2 separate regions of the Mus musculus genome follow, and region 1 is linked to region 2. A link is a loop called in an ENCODE intact Hi-C map of the cell type or tissue named here. Cell type or tissue: left cerebral cortex. All regions are shown on one strand. Each heading gives the region's core, and the rest is flanking DNA. Links, peaks and the distances in the headings are about the cores only.

What was found. Hi-C counts contacts between places; a loop is a spot of excess contacts. Peaks named below come from ENCODE experiments on the same cell type or tissue, not always from the same donor. Only the 100,000 strongest peaks of a DNase experiment are listed, where the experiment ranks them.
Region 1: it touches region 2 in a loop (3-fold over the local background); 10 of 42 quality-filtered maps call a loop at or near these places.

What each region holds. Positions count from the first base shown.
Region 1 is chr11:66,866,792-66,873,154 of GRCm38, forward strand. No RefSeq gene overlaps it. Among named protein-coding and RNA genes, the nearest start is that of Pirt, 42 kb to the right of the region's middle. In left cerebral cortex, for the core only: no CTCF peak of the experiment used is centred there; a DNase peak (open chromatin) is centred at 2,758.
Region 2 is chr11:65,818,228-65,824,590 of GRCm38, forward strand. Zkscan6 (zinc finger with KRAB and SCAN domains 6) reads left to right here. Exons shown (of 7, transcript NM_001302374.1): 5 at 3,703-3,787; 6 at 4,598-4,711. Among named protein-coding and RNA genes, the nearest start is that of Zkscan6, 14 kb to the left of the region's middle. In left cerebral cortex, for the core only: CTCF peaks have their summits at 2,173 (motif pointing right) and 2,771; DNase peaks (open chromatin) are centred at 2,234 and 2,794.

The sequences.
Region 1 (6,363 bases), core at 1,528-4,027, 1.0 Mb after region 2:
GGATGGATGGACAGATGGATGGGCAGAAAGCTGAGCAGATGTTGGGATAATAGAAGGGTGTTAAGTTAAAGGGCTATCAGATGCCACTCTGGCTCTTCAAGGTCCTGGTCATGCCTTGTGAAACAAGAATGAAAATTCATGAACAATCTGTAAGTTTGGTTACTGGATTTTGAATCCTGGTACCTCAAAGTTGAAGCACTAGGTTTATTAGTTACTTTCCCTATTTGGGACAAAACACCTGGTAAAAGCAACTTAAGGAGTAGAGGGTTCACATGGCTCACAGTCTGAGAGTGCACAGTCTATCATGCCAGAGGTGCATGGGCAGCAGAGGAGTGGAGGGGTCATGTGGCTTACAGTCTGAGGGTGTATAGTCCATTATGCCAGAGATGCATAGGCAGCCAAGGAGTGAGGTAGCTGGCCATGTTATGCCCACAGTCAGGAAACAAATATATGAAAGTTTTTCTTGTTTTCCCTGTTGTATTCACCCCAGAACCTGAACTTAGTGGTCTGATACCTCTCACATGAGTGATCTTCTCACCTCAGCTAAATCTCACTGGAAACGACCTCACAGACACACCTAGAGGCATTGTTTCCTGGGTGATTTTAGATCCAGTCAAATCAACACTGAAGATTCACCAGCACACTAGGAATCTTGGACCACAGTCATTAGGATGCCATTTTCAATTGAGCTTTACTTTCTAGAACTCAGAAGCAGCTCATTAAGGTCTAGATCATTATCACCACCCTGAGGCATAGGCACTCAAAGAACTCTCACTCTTTGCCAGAAAGGTTGATGTGTGTGTTGGAGAGATTTAATCTCACCATCTTAACACTTTACAAGGTAGACATTCATTATCTCTATTTACAGATCAGAAATCAGAGACACTGAAGATAAATGACTTACCTGATGTCACAGCTAAAAATCTGATGGGCCCAAGATGAAAACCTAATTGGAACCTCAGCTCTTGATCCTTTCAGAACTTCATACCAATTGCTCCCCCCCCCCCCAAAATGCAATCTCTGTCTGACATTATATGTTGGGCATTGGGCATATTGTCTCAAATGGCTTGCTTTTCACAGCAATTCTGAACCATTCTTCTAGATGATCAAAACTAGGTCTCAGAGAAGTTGTAGCACCTGTCCAGGGTCACAGTGCAAGCTCATGACATAGGTGTGTTTGGCAGAAGTCTGACTACACTGTCAAGCTCCTTTTATAGAAGCAGGGAGGGCAATGGAGGTCAGAAAAAGGTCAAAAAATGACTAAGGTCAGTATCATCAAACAGTGAGAAAGGTGGGACCTGATTCAAAGTTGCCATTCTATCAGGAGTAGCACAGACCCTAAGATCTGTGTCCTGTATCCAGGACATGCTCATAGTTGGAGTGGAACACTATCAAAGGAATTATGGGGGAGGGGAAGCGGAGGGAATGAAGTTTGGCCCTGGTGGGAGATGAGTTGCTTCCCAGAAAGCAACCAAACCTCGCCCTGTCCTTCCTTCCCCAGGCTGCAGACCAAGTCAAGCAGAGATGTAATTGTGACAGATAGACAGTGAGAACGTTGCTCTGCCTGGGGATTATGCTTCTGATTTTGGAAAGAAAGTAGCCTAAAGCCAGCCTCATCTGGAAGAGGTCACAACTCTGCCTGGGCACTGGAGTGTAAACTCCCTGCTGGCTTTGGATCCTATTATTTATCTTCCTCCCTGAACTCTTTCGTGTACTGTTGACTTTCTCACTGGAGGTGCAATTATTTAACATGGAGCCGAAGCCGGGAGAAGACTGCGCATTTTAATCAAAGCACCGAATGAGGGAGTCTAGATGACTTTACAAAATGTATTGGAGGGGAATTTTGCAGAGCAATGTCTGGGTATCAGGTAATTAAGTAAAAAGGGAAAAATAACTTCCCAAGGGGCGTAAACAAACACATGGAGTTAGGCTCACTTCAACATTTATGCTGAGTGAGGAAAATGGATTTCCGAGTGAACTGTTGATCATAAACTAGGGCTGCTTCCTGTAATATCAAAATAAACAGACTTCATGAGACTGGGAGTCTGCTGCAAGTAGAGGTAGGGGGAAACAGCCATTTCCTTACAGTGGTAAGGAAAGTGAAGCCTGAGGCCTTGAAGGGCAAAGTGACTTTCTCAAGGCCCCGTGGCAGCTGAGACTATATCCTGGCTCTCTGATTCCCAGGCCTGAGTTAATTCTCAACAAAGAAGCCAAGGCTGCTTAGGGGCCATCCACGAATAACAGCAAAAGAGCAATAATAAGGACAGTGATGACAAAAATAGTGAGAGCTGGCATCCCATCCATGAAAGCACATGCCAGGCATATATACCTTGTGCTCCGTGCCCATTATCCAATGTGGGACCCTCCCGAGACTCCATGAAGAAAATGCTACTGCTATCCTCATACAGAGGTCAGTGGACAGAGGCAGGACGTAAGAAACCAGCTGAGTATTCCCCAACTAGAGAATGTCATAGAGTAGGTGTCACATGCAGACCCCTACCATACTCCACTCTACAGTCTTTGAACATCCAAAGCCTTTGCCTGTTTGCTAAGACCTCTAGTCCTCAATCCTAAAAGTCTTGGTCCCTGGGCTCCTGCTTCTATGTAACTCTCCTATACCCATTTATACCACGTTTATCCTGAGGAGAAAAGAGATCCATCCATCATTTCCCCTGAAGGATAGCAAGAGCAGGTGAAAGCAGAGAAAGTACAGATGCTCTTGTGAGCTTTGGCATCACATGGGAGCATCCCACACAGCATCTGCAACAGTCTACTGGAAACCGCACACTAGACTACTTCTTCTGAGGCCTGGAACACATTGCACATTTTCTCACAAAGTTGTCTCGCTTTTCCCTCTTCCAAAGGTCTCATGTCAGCTCCTCGGGTCTTATTTCTCCCTTATTCTCCTCCCCTCTGTCTCTTTTCCTCTTCCTTCTTTTCGAGAAGAGAAGAGAACCAACAATTTATTTCCGTGGACACCCATGCCTTCAGGGTCTCACCTTCAACCCTGAGCATCTTATCAAGGTTTTCTCCAGGACAGAGGCAATTTTCCTTTTCAGAGAGAGATTCTGGAGCGAACTGCTAAAATAAAATTCATTATTCAGTTGGTGACACCAATAACTAAGAGGTCTCTCCTTGCATTTTTTAAAAGCTGGTATGTTTGTTTATCTGTGCGTCATAGGGTTTCTACAGGATAACCTATACTGGGAACTACAGAAGTTGAGTTCCTGCATTTATTATGCCTCCTCTAGTGTTTGTCTCTCCTTGACTTTCAGCCTCCAAGACATCCTAATGATACAAACTTTATTTGGGCTGAGACTGCAGAATATCTTGCCACCTCCTGATCCCAACCTCTGAGCAATGACTTTCAGGAAACACACATACTGAAATGTGCTTTGAAATAAAGGCTTTATTTTGTCCCATTATCCTCCCTAGAACCTAGCAGAGAACCTGAGATGGGAGTGATGTGCTCACTCAACATGAGCACCCAGTCATGTCCAAAGTTTCTATGTTCTAGGTAGTCTTTGAAAGTACATGAATAACAAAAAAATTAAGCCCTTAAATTCAAAAACGTGTCTATACCGAATGACACTGACATTCGTGGATATAGGTCCTGGAGACAGCCTTAATGCATCTTCTTGGGAGGTTCTTATCATCTTTGCAAACACTACATGTCAGGTGGCAGTGGAACCTATACTTGGCTCTTGCTTGTATCATGCCCTTGGCCAGTGACTGGGCTATACGTGTCTACTGTTGTAGGTCCTGCTTGGCTTTGAGCTGACTCATGGAGCTGACTTGGGTCAGTAAGATGGTGGTGAGAACAAGGGAAGATGAAGTTTGTGGGGTGGAATTGCATGTAGGGTTAGGCATTTGCACATCTCCCACCACCATCAGGCAAGTCTGGACTACCCTGCTCAGGCAGAAGGGAGGGCCCTAGCTAGGCACCTCAGCAAAAGGCTAATTCAGATTGACCAGGTAGCCAGAGAGGTTTGCAGAACCCAGGACTAAGTGCCATCTGACTCCAGATACATAAGAAAAATGTACTCATTAGGAAGCTATTCCGGTTTTATGGTTATTTTTATGCAATATTACTGTAGTAGTAGTAGATAAATGATATAAAATTTTTAAGATATCATGGAACACCTAAAGTGGCCCGAGTAAGCACAGAATAGAATGAGAGGAGGTGTTGTGTGTTAATTCCCTTGGTAAGACTGCAAACATTTGGAGTGTTCAATACAAGACCACTTTTCAACACCTGAGTGAGAAATCTTAAATGTTTCCAATATTTGAAATTTTTGATAAATTAAAGCTGAAGATACAAGGGCCGGAGAGATGGCTCCGTGGTTAATAGCACTTCCTGCTCCTGCAGAAGACCCAGATTTGATTCCCAGCACCCACATGGTAGGTCACAAACATCTGTAACTTCTGTTCCAGGGAACCTAATCCCTTCTTCTGACCTTCATGAGCACCAAGAACACACATGGTGTGTACATACATACATACATGTAGACAAAATATTCATAAAATAAATACATCTAATTTTTAGAAAGGTAACGTTGTCAAATGCAGATTCATTAAAGGTGAGGACAAAATGTGGGATAAGTTAAATATTTCTCATGTAATAAGTATTCCTCATGCAACAGATTGAGCCTTTTAACATTGGGTGGGGGGCAGAATAACCCTGCATGCAGCCTTATTTGGATATAACATTAAATGCCTAAGCATGCCCTTCATAAATGTGAGATTTGAAACTAATGGCCTCTGTGCTGCCCTGTTCCAGTCCAGTCTAAAATTGAGGGTGTGAAGACAGAGGAGATGTTGGTGAGAACTGAGATTTAATAATGACTCTTGGAGCTGAATTAAGTAATGAAGTAACTGAGTTGATAGCAAGGAGAAAGTGCACCCTGATTTATCCAGGGTCCTCCCAAAAGAACCCCCACAGACCCCTGGAAAATCCCTCAACCACAGCTACAAGGCTTGATGCATGAACCCCCATCTTGGCCATCTTGGCTACCAAAAAAGCTTTGGACCATCCCACCAGCACCTCAGAACAGTTTTCAAGTCTCTTAAGACCTAACAGCAAGAAGCAGGGTTAATACCAGTATCACATCGCCACCTAATGGTCACTCTTGTAAAATCATAATCTCCATTTCTGATATTTATGAGCCTCCTTGGAGGCAAAGGCTGCTTGCTAGTCGGACCTAGAAATTCACACACACACACACACACACACACACACACACACACACACACACACGAACACGCAAGCATGGGCACACGTATGAGCATGCACATGATGCACAAACAGGTCTATACAAGATTCTTTATACACATCCTGGCATGAACCATTACATAGTGACTGCAGTTATTAACACCATTATTTTATTATTGCCACACTACTGTAGAAATACCTGGCTGAGGCTTTGAAGTTAATTGGGTTTAGGGGAAATTAGATTTTTAAGAGATATTAAGAATCCATGTCTTCCTAGATTTCATTCAATAAACAGGCACTAAATGTTTAGTGCACACCAGCACTGCACTATGTAACTGAATCCAAGTGGAAAAGATATTAAAACAGCTACATTGTAGCACCCTGCAGTACAGCATCTCCAAAGCTGAAGAGGAGGTGGGCATTCAGGCAGCCCACTCTCAAGTGCTGTAAAGAGACACTTCCCCACAGTGTCAGAGTGGTGGTGATTGCTGGGCACATGCTGCAGCTTCCTGCCATCCAAATCTCGACCATGGATGCTACCGTGGTCCTGCAGGCTGGAGTCTGATGTCGGCCTATCTTCAGCACTTTGAAGAGTTCTTGGTTTTAAAGCGGCAGGTGGGAAACTTCCTTGCAATGAAGAGACCGTAGGTTTATAAAGAGTGATCATGCGGTAGGGCTTGGGATGATGGAGCAGGAGGATGTCTGTGAGTGTTTGGGTGGCTCCTTGGTGTCCCTGCATTGGTGTCATTGGTGGGTGGGCCTCACGTTAGCCTTGAAGGCTGAATGGGTTTGTGAAAGGTACACTCTTCCTTTCTGTCATCTGCTACACCCACTGGATTTTTATTACCAACCATGTTCTTCAGACCCCTCCTTTGGACTCCTTGCCAGACCTGGATTCATTTCTGTAGGCTTACACACTTTTTCCACTACTGAAAGTTGCTCTGTTCCACCTCATTCTCATACGTGGTTGGCACTCTGCATGTACCTGCAGGTCCCCAGCGCCCCCCTCCCCCAATCAGCCATTGCATGCTGGCAGCTGTACAACCCAGGAGACTGTGTTGGAGGACAGCTTGTTTATTGAAATGACAAGGCTAGCTTATATAGCTCGAGTCAGGGAGAGAAGGGGAGAAAAAAGTACAAGGGAGAAAATG
Region 2 (6,363 bases), core at 1,652-4,151:
TGTGGGCAGTGTATGCAGAGGGATGTCTTGGTGGGCAGTGAATGCAGGGGCATGCTCTGGTGGGCAGTGTGTTCAGGGGGATGTCCTGGTGAGCAGTATCTGCAGGGTGGAAGTGCTGGTGAACAATGTATGGGTGGATGTGTTGGCTAAATTGACGACTCACATCCTGCTTGAAATTATGTCATCCACTCAGAATGACACACAGTTGCTGGGTGTGGTGGCACACCTGTATTTCTAGCCCTTTTAAAAACAAAGTGGTATGTGTTGTAGATTCAAGGACAATTTAGACTACAAAGTGAGTTTCAAGCCACAGTGAACTGTACTGAAGACACTGTCTCAAAAAACAAGCAGACAGATTATAAATGAAAGAATGTACAACTTAAAGCCTAGGAATTATTTATGAAATATTCCATTTGATGCTCTCAGTCATCAGTTGACAGTGGGTAACCGAAACCTGAGATGTGAAAATAGAGATGGGCAGGATTGTGGCTGAGCACCCGAGAAGTCTGCTACCCAGGGCCAAGGTTCATTTGAAAACTGTCTACTGATTCCTTTTTCTTTGCCAGCAGTCTCATCCCATGGTGTTTACTTTCTGCAGTACTTTGTAAATCCTGGGTGTTATTCCCTGTGTGAAGTGTGGCTCATAGGGATTTCCTCCCATCCTGGGGCTGTGTGTTCTGCTGCGTTGTGTCCTGGCTGTGCAGAGGGTTTGGATTTTTATGAGGTCCATCTGTTGGCACTTGGTCCTTGATTGTTTCTGACAGTTCCTATGCTGGCAGTGTTCTATTCAGAAAGTTCTTGTCTACTCCAGTGTCTTGAAGAGTTGTCCCTGTGGTTTCCTCTACAAGTTTCAGCACTTAGGGTTTTAAATTAAGGTCTTTGGTTCATTTTTTAGTTGATTTTTGTACAAGGTGAAAGATAAGAATTTAATTTCACCCTCAGGTAGATAACTGGTTTTGCCAGCACCATTTATTGAACAGCTATCTTTTTTCCAATGTAACTTTTGGCCTCTGTGGTAAAAAATGAAGTGTACATAGCTTTGTCATCTTACTTTTAGGTCCAGTAGACCTATACCATTGGCGCTAGTTTTATTTTAAAACCAAGCTGTCTCTCTCTTTTTTTTTCAACAATTTATCATTTCATTTATATGAGAACACTGTAGTTGTCTTCAGACACACCAGAAGAGGGCATCGGATCCCGTTACAGATGGTTGTGAGCCACCATGTGGACGCTGGGAATTGAACTCAGGGCCCCCAGAAGAGCAGTCAGTGCTCTTAACCACTGAGCCATCTCCCCAGCCCAAACCAAGCTGTGTCTTAACTTTATGAAAGGACTATTGCTTCTGGAGTATGTAGGGACAGTCCAGAGAATTGGTTAATATATTTAAACATTACAGACAGCATCCGTTACCTGTTCTGGATAACTTGAAAGATCAAGGCCAGGCATGGTGGGCACTTGCCTGTAATTCTAGCACTCAGAAGCCTGAGACAGCAGTATTAGCATTTCAGGCCAGTCACAAAATAAAACAAAGAACAAATATGATGATTACATACACATACACAGTGCCTGTATTAGGTAATTGGTGACTGACTATACACACCGGGTATTTGTATTAGTCAACTGGTGACTATACATATTTACAGCTCCTCGGTTAGCCAATTGACAAGTATAAATATGCACAGTGTCTGTATTACCTGATTAGTAGCTCCACACACACACAGTACCTGTTATGGCTGAATGATGACTCTATATACACACACACACACACACACACACACACACACACACACAGCCCTTATTAGCCGACTGGACTGGCAATTATACACATACACAGTGCCTGTATTAGCTGATCGGTGACTATATACACATGATGTATTAGTTGACAACTGCCTACCAACCACTGAGGTAAATAAGTCATCCTTACATATCCCAATAACTGCCAACCCCAACCATTATCAGCTTTAGCAAAACTTTCATATTTATTTAATGGAGTTCTTTGAAAAATTAAGGGAAATTTAAATAATCCCCTACCTCCAGTTTTGTCTGTTAATTTGAAGTTTCGATAATTGTTTCAGAATGCAGAGGGGATGTGATTATCATAGTATGTCATTATCAGAAGCTCTGACTGGGTAGAGTGCCCCTACTCTATTTGAGTTGACGGTGGCATAGCTGATAAGCCCACAAGATGGTGCTCTTTCCGCTTGGGAACAGGCTTTTCCATCAGAGCACACAGTGGACTTTGGGACTTTGAAAGGGAAAGGTACAGCTGCTGGTACCCTGCATCTAGAGTAGGGTTGCACTCAGGCCTCAGCTTCTTGGCAGTGTTGGAGTGTAGCTTTCAGCCATGGGTGCCATGCTCAGTGACTCTGGACTGTCAGTTGGCTGACGGTGATGTTGGAGCTTCCAGTGCTTGGGCTCTCTTGCTTGCCGCTTCACAGAGCAACAACTGTTGCAGTGCCCTGGGGAATGTCCAGTGTCCAAAAGCTGCCATCATGTCAGGGGCTTGCATGGCATCCTTTTCCCTGACAGCTCTCAAATGAAGGGCTTGTGGGTTCGACCTGAGGACTCCTGTTTCCAGAAGTTTCATTCATGTAACACTAACAAAATAATAAGTTTAAATTTAATTTTGTATTTACAGTATAGTTAAGAATTTTGAACTTTTGAGCATTCTGATGTTTTTCATACCAAAAATTCTCTTCTCCTTTCCCTGACTTCTCTCTCGCACGCTCAGTCTGCTAATTGCAGACTTCCTCTCTCCTGGAGGCCTTGCTGACGCTAGGTGGCAGACTTGCTTTAGGACTCTGGTGAGAAGCTCACGGTGTCCTGTGGTAACAGAGGTGCTTGGATTTCTTCTTTCAAACTTCCCAACACGCTTAGTGCAAACGGCCAGCAGGTGGGGACCAAGACCCCAAAAGGTTAAGTCACTTGCCCACGATCACACAGTAGAAAGTGGTCAATCTGGGACTTGAGGTCTAGTGTGTACACTCCACAGAGTGCTGCCAGTTACTCTGGGTTGCTAATGTCAGCTTCTTTGTGGGGAGAATGAAATTTAATTTTGCAAAGTAGATGGAATTGAGGTGGGTGGCCTTTCCTGTGTTGGGTCTTCAGCCTACAGTTGAAGAGGAGAAAGGCTACTTTGTCTAACAGTGGAGCACTGAGTAAAGCCAGCTTCCCTGAGTAAGCCGTTGAGGGACTCCAGGTGGATGCAGTTGTGACTCCTGATGCCTTTGTCTTGGAATCAGGGCTTACAGCTGTCAACTCTTGGTACCTTTTCGCTCATTTACAATGACCTTTCTCACTAATTTCCCTTTCACTGTTTTCCCTTTCTTTTGGATTTCTAGGTTGCTAATAGTGGGGATAGCTGGCACCCAGTGTCAGAAGAGCTACGGCTCTTGAAAGAGACAAGAGCAAGGGTCAGGGTGTGTGGTATTCTTCACTCCTAATTTGTTTCATAGAACCAAACCAAACCAAAACCCAGAAGTGCGCCCCTAATGTTTTATCAACTGGGCAAGCAATGGGGATCTGAGACCTGTCATCCTCCCATTGTTCTCTTTGTCCTTGACAGGGACTCACTTGCTCCAGTGAGTTCTTAGGTCTCCTGTTGACCAGGGTCCACAGCGCATGCCTTCCTCTCGGCTTTCTGTGGTTTGGAAGCAGGTTTAAGCACCTTCATTGGAATGATACATCTGTGATTTCCCCCAGGAGCAGTGGAGACACCTGGATTCTACTCAGAAGGAACAGTACTGGGATCTCATGCTGGAGACCTATGGGAAAATGGTCTCAGGAGGTGAGGGCATGTTGTCCACCTGATGAGAGGAGATGAAAAGACTGGGAAACTGTTAGGTATTCTCTGTGCATTCCAGGAGGCACCTGTTGAAGGGGTGTGTAACAGAAGGCATTGGTGCTGCTATAGAAAGTTGATGAGTTAGAAACAGCAGGCATATAAGAATGTCCCAGTATTTAAAGTGTTCTGTTCTCCAGGAACTGCGTGATTGTGTTAACTATAGTAATACCTTTCATTTATGAAACACATTAAATGGGCGTGGTGATATTACTATTCCCCACCCTCCAGCCCCATTTTTCCCCTTTTGACACAGGGTCTCACTAGGTAGCCCTGGTTGACCTGGAAATTACTAGATAGATTAGGCTGCCCTTGACCTTACAGAGATCCACCTGTCTTTGCTTCTTGAATGCTGGGATTAAAGGGGTGTGCCACCATGCTCACCCATAGGATTCCCTTTTTAAAGATGTTGGAAGTGAGCATCATCAGATCAAGGACTTGCTCAATCTTCTACAGCTCCCAAGGGCTGAGTTAATGTGGAAGCAGGTGTTACTGGCTTTAGGTCCATATTCTTTTTCCTACTAAACTGAACTGCCTCATGCAAGATACGAGTCCCTGTTTTGATGTTTGCACCAGACTGCCAGTGGTCCCTGGGTCCTTGTCACCTGTCTAGATTCTTGTTTTCATGGCATTCACCATATGTCCTTATCATCTAGTTCTCTGGTGAGTGTATATAAGTGACTCGATGTCTGGGCTTCTCTTTTGAGCTCCCAGACGTCACTGTTTATCTAAGCCCACAAAATTTCTCTCTCTCAGTAGCAGGCATTTCCAACTCCAAACCTGACTTGACTAACTTAGCAGAATATGGGGAAGAGCTGGTGGGCCTGCACCTTCACGGCGCTGAGAAGATGGCAAGACTCCCCTGCAAAGGTCAGTGGTATCATAGTCTCTAGCCATTTCTGACCTCTGCAGATCAAACTGCAGGTGGTGGGTGAAGTAGTTATTGCATTAATTATAGCTAACTGTGATCTTGACTACCTGCAGTTGCTGGCTGCAGGGCTGTAGGTATATTTATTTAACCATGAAAGAAAGAGCACATGTTGGATCTACTGTCAGTCTTGTCTATTTCAATAGTTTGCCTTCTCAGAGAGAACTAATATTCAGACAACATGAGGCCAATATAGGTAGTTAAAATTTCCTCAGAAAGACTCCATGTAATAGCCAGTACATCAGTAAAGAAATTCAGAGAAAATACTTTTTGGATTTGTAAAAAACTTGTATTTGTTAGCCTGTGTTTATGACCTGTGTGAGGGTATGCTGTGCCTTTGCATGTATCCCAAGGCCAGAGCGCAGCCTCATGCGGCCATTTGCATGAGTCCCGAGGCCAGAGCGCAGCCTCATGCGGCCGTCTCCACTGTTGTGGGGGCCGTCAGGCTTGGGTAGAAAGCGCTCCTACCACTGAGCCGTCTTGCTGGCCCAAACCAAACTTTCTCAACCCAATCCCAATCAGTGCTAACCACCTACTTCAGCAAAATAAACAAACAGAAGAGTGTTCTATATGGTCTCTGTGGACCTGGACTTCATTAAACAGCAGCATCAATTGATGCTTAGCATGTTTGAAGACTGGCAATAAATCTGAATTTTTTAAATAGGTCACTCCCATGTGTACACACATGCCCATGTACATGTGTGTTGAATTCTAGAATCCTGGAGAAGGAAAAGGACTCAGATTATCCTTTTCCTAATGGAGTCTAATCATTTTCCTCTGCTAATGTACTACAGACAATAAGAGTTGATAGATATGGCTTTATTATCAATTGTTTTTTTGTTCTGGGAGTCACGTCAGATTTTGTACATGCGAACCACACATTCCACCCAGTTCTGATTTTAATTTGGAGCAGTATATTTACTATTTCACAAGAGTTCCTTTGGAACAATCGATTGACACCTTGTCATGTCATCAGGGAAGACAGGCGAGCAAACTTGGGAGAAGGCGCTTCATGAGTGTTTCCTAGAAAAGGAGCCTGGGAAGACTGGGGCTATCTGCTTCACCTCGTAGGATTAATATTATAAATTTTGAATTTTAAAATTTTTGGTATATGGGTATTTTATCTGCATATATCTACACCACATGCATTGCATGGTGTTCAAGGAGGCCAGAAAAGGCCATCAGATTCCCCAGAACTGGAGTGCACACAGTTAATGAGCTCCCACATGGGTGCTGAGAACAGAACCCAGGTCCTCTGTAAGAACAGTAAGTGGTCTTATACACTGAGCCTGTTATTGTTATTATTATTATTATTACCATTATTATTTTAGAGATGATTTTTTTGACATATTTATATTCCCAGTAAGAGTGAGTAAGAACAGAGCTTGCCTAACCTTTTAGCAGTTGGGTTTTATTTGTGATATTCAGCTCATTATATCCCAGCTGTTTTCTGTTTGGCTTGGGGTTTTGTTGTTTTTTTTTCCATCCATCCTTCTTGCTGACTTGGCCCCATTAGATTCTGCCTTGCATAGCCTGTCTTTATAGCTTGAGATAGAACTGAGAGAAAGCGTAGTAGAAGTAAGTGTGGGAAGAT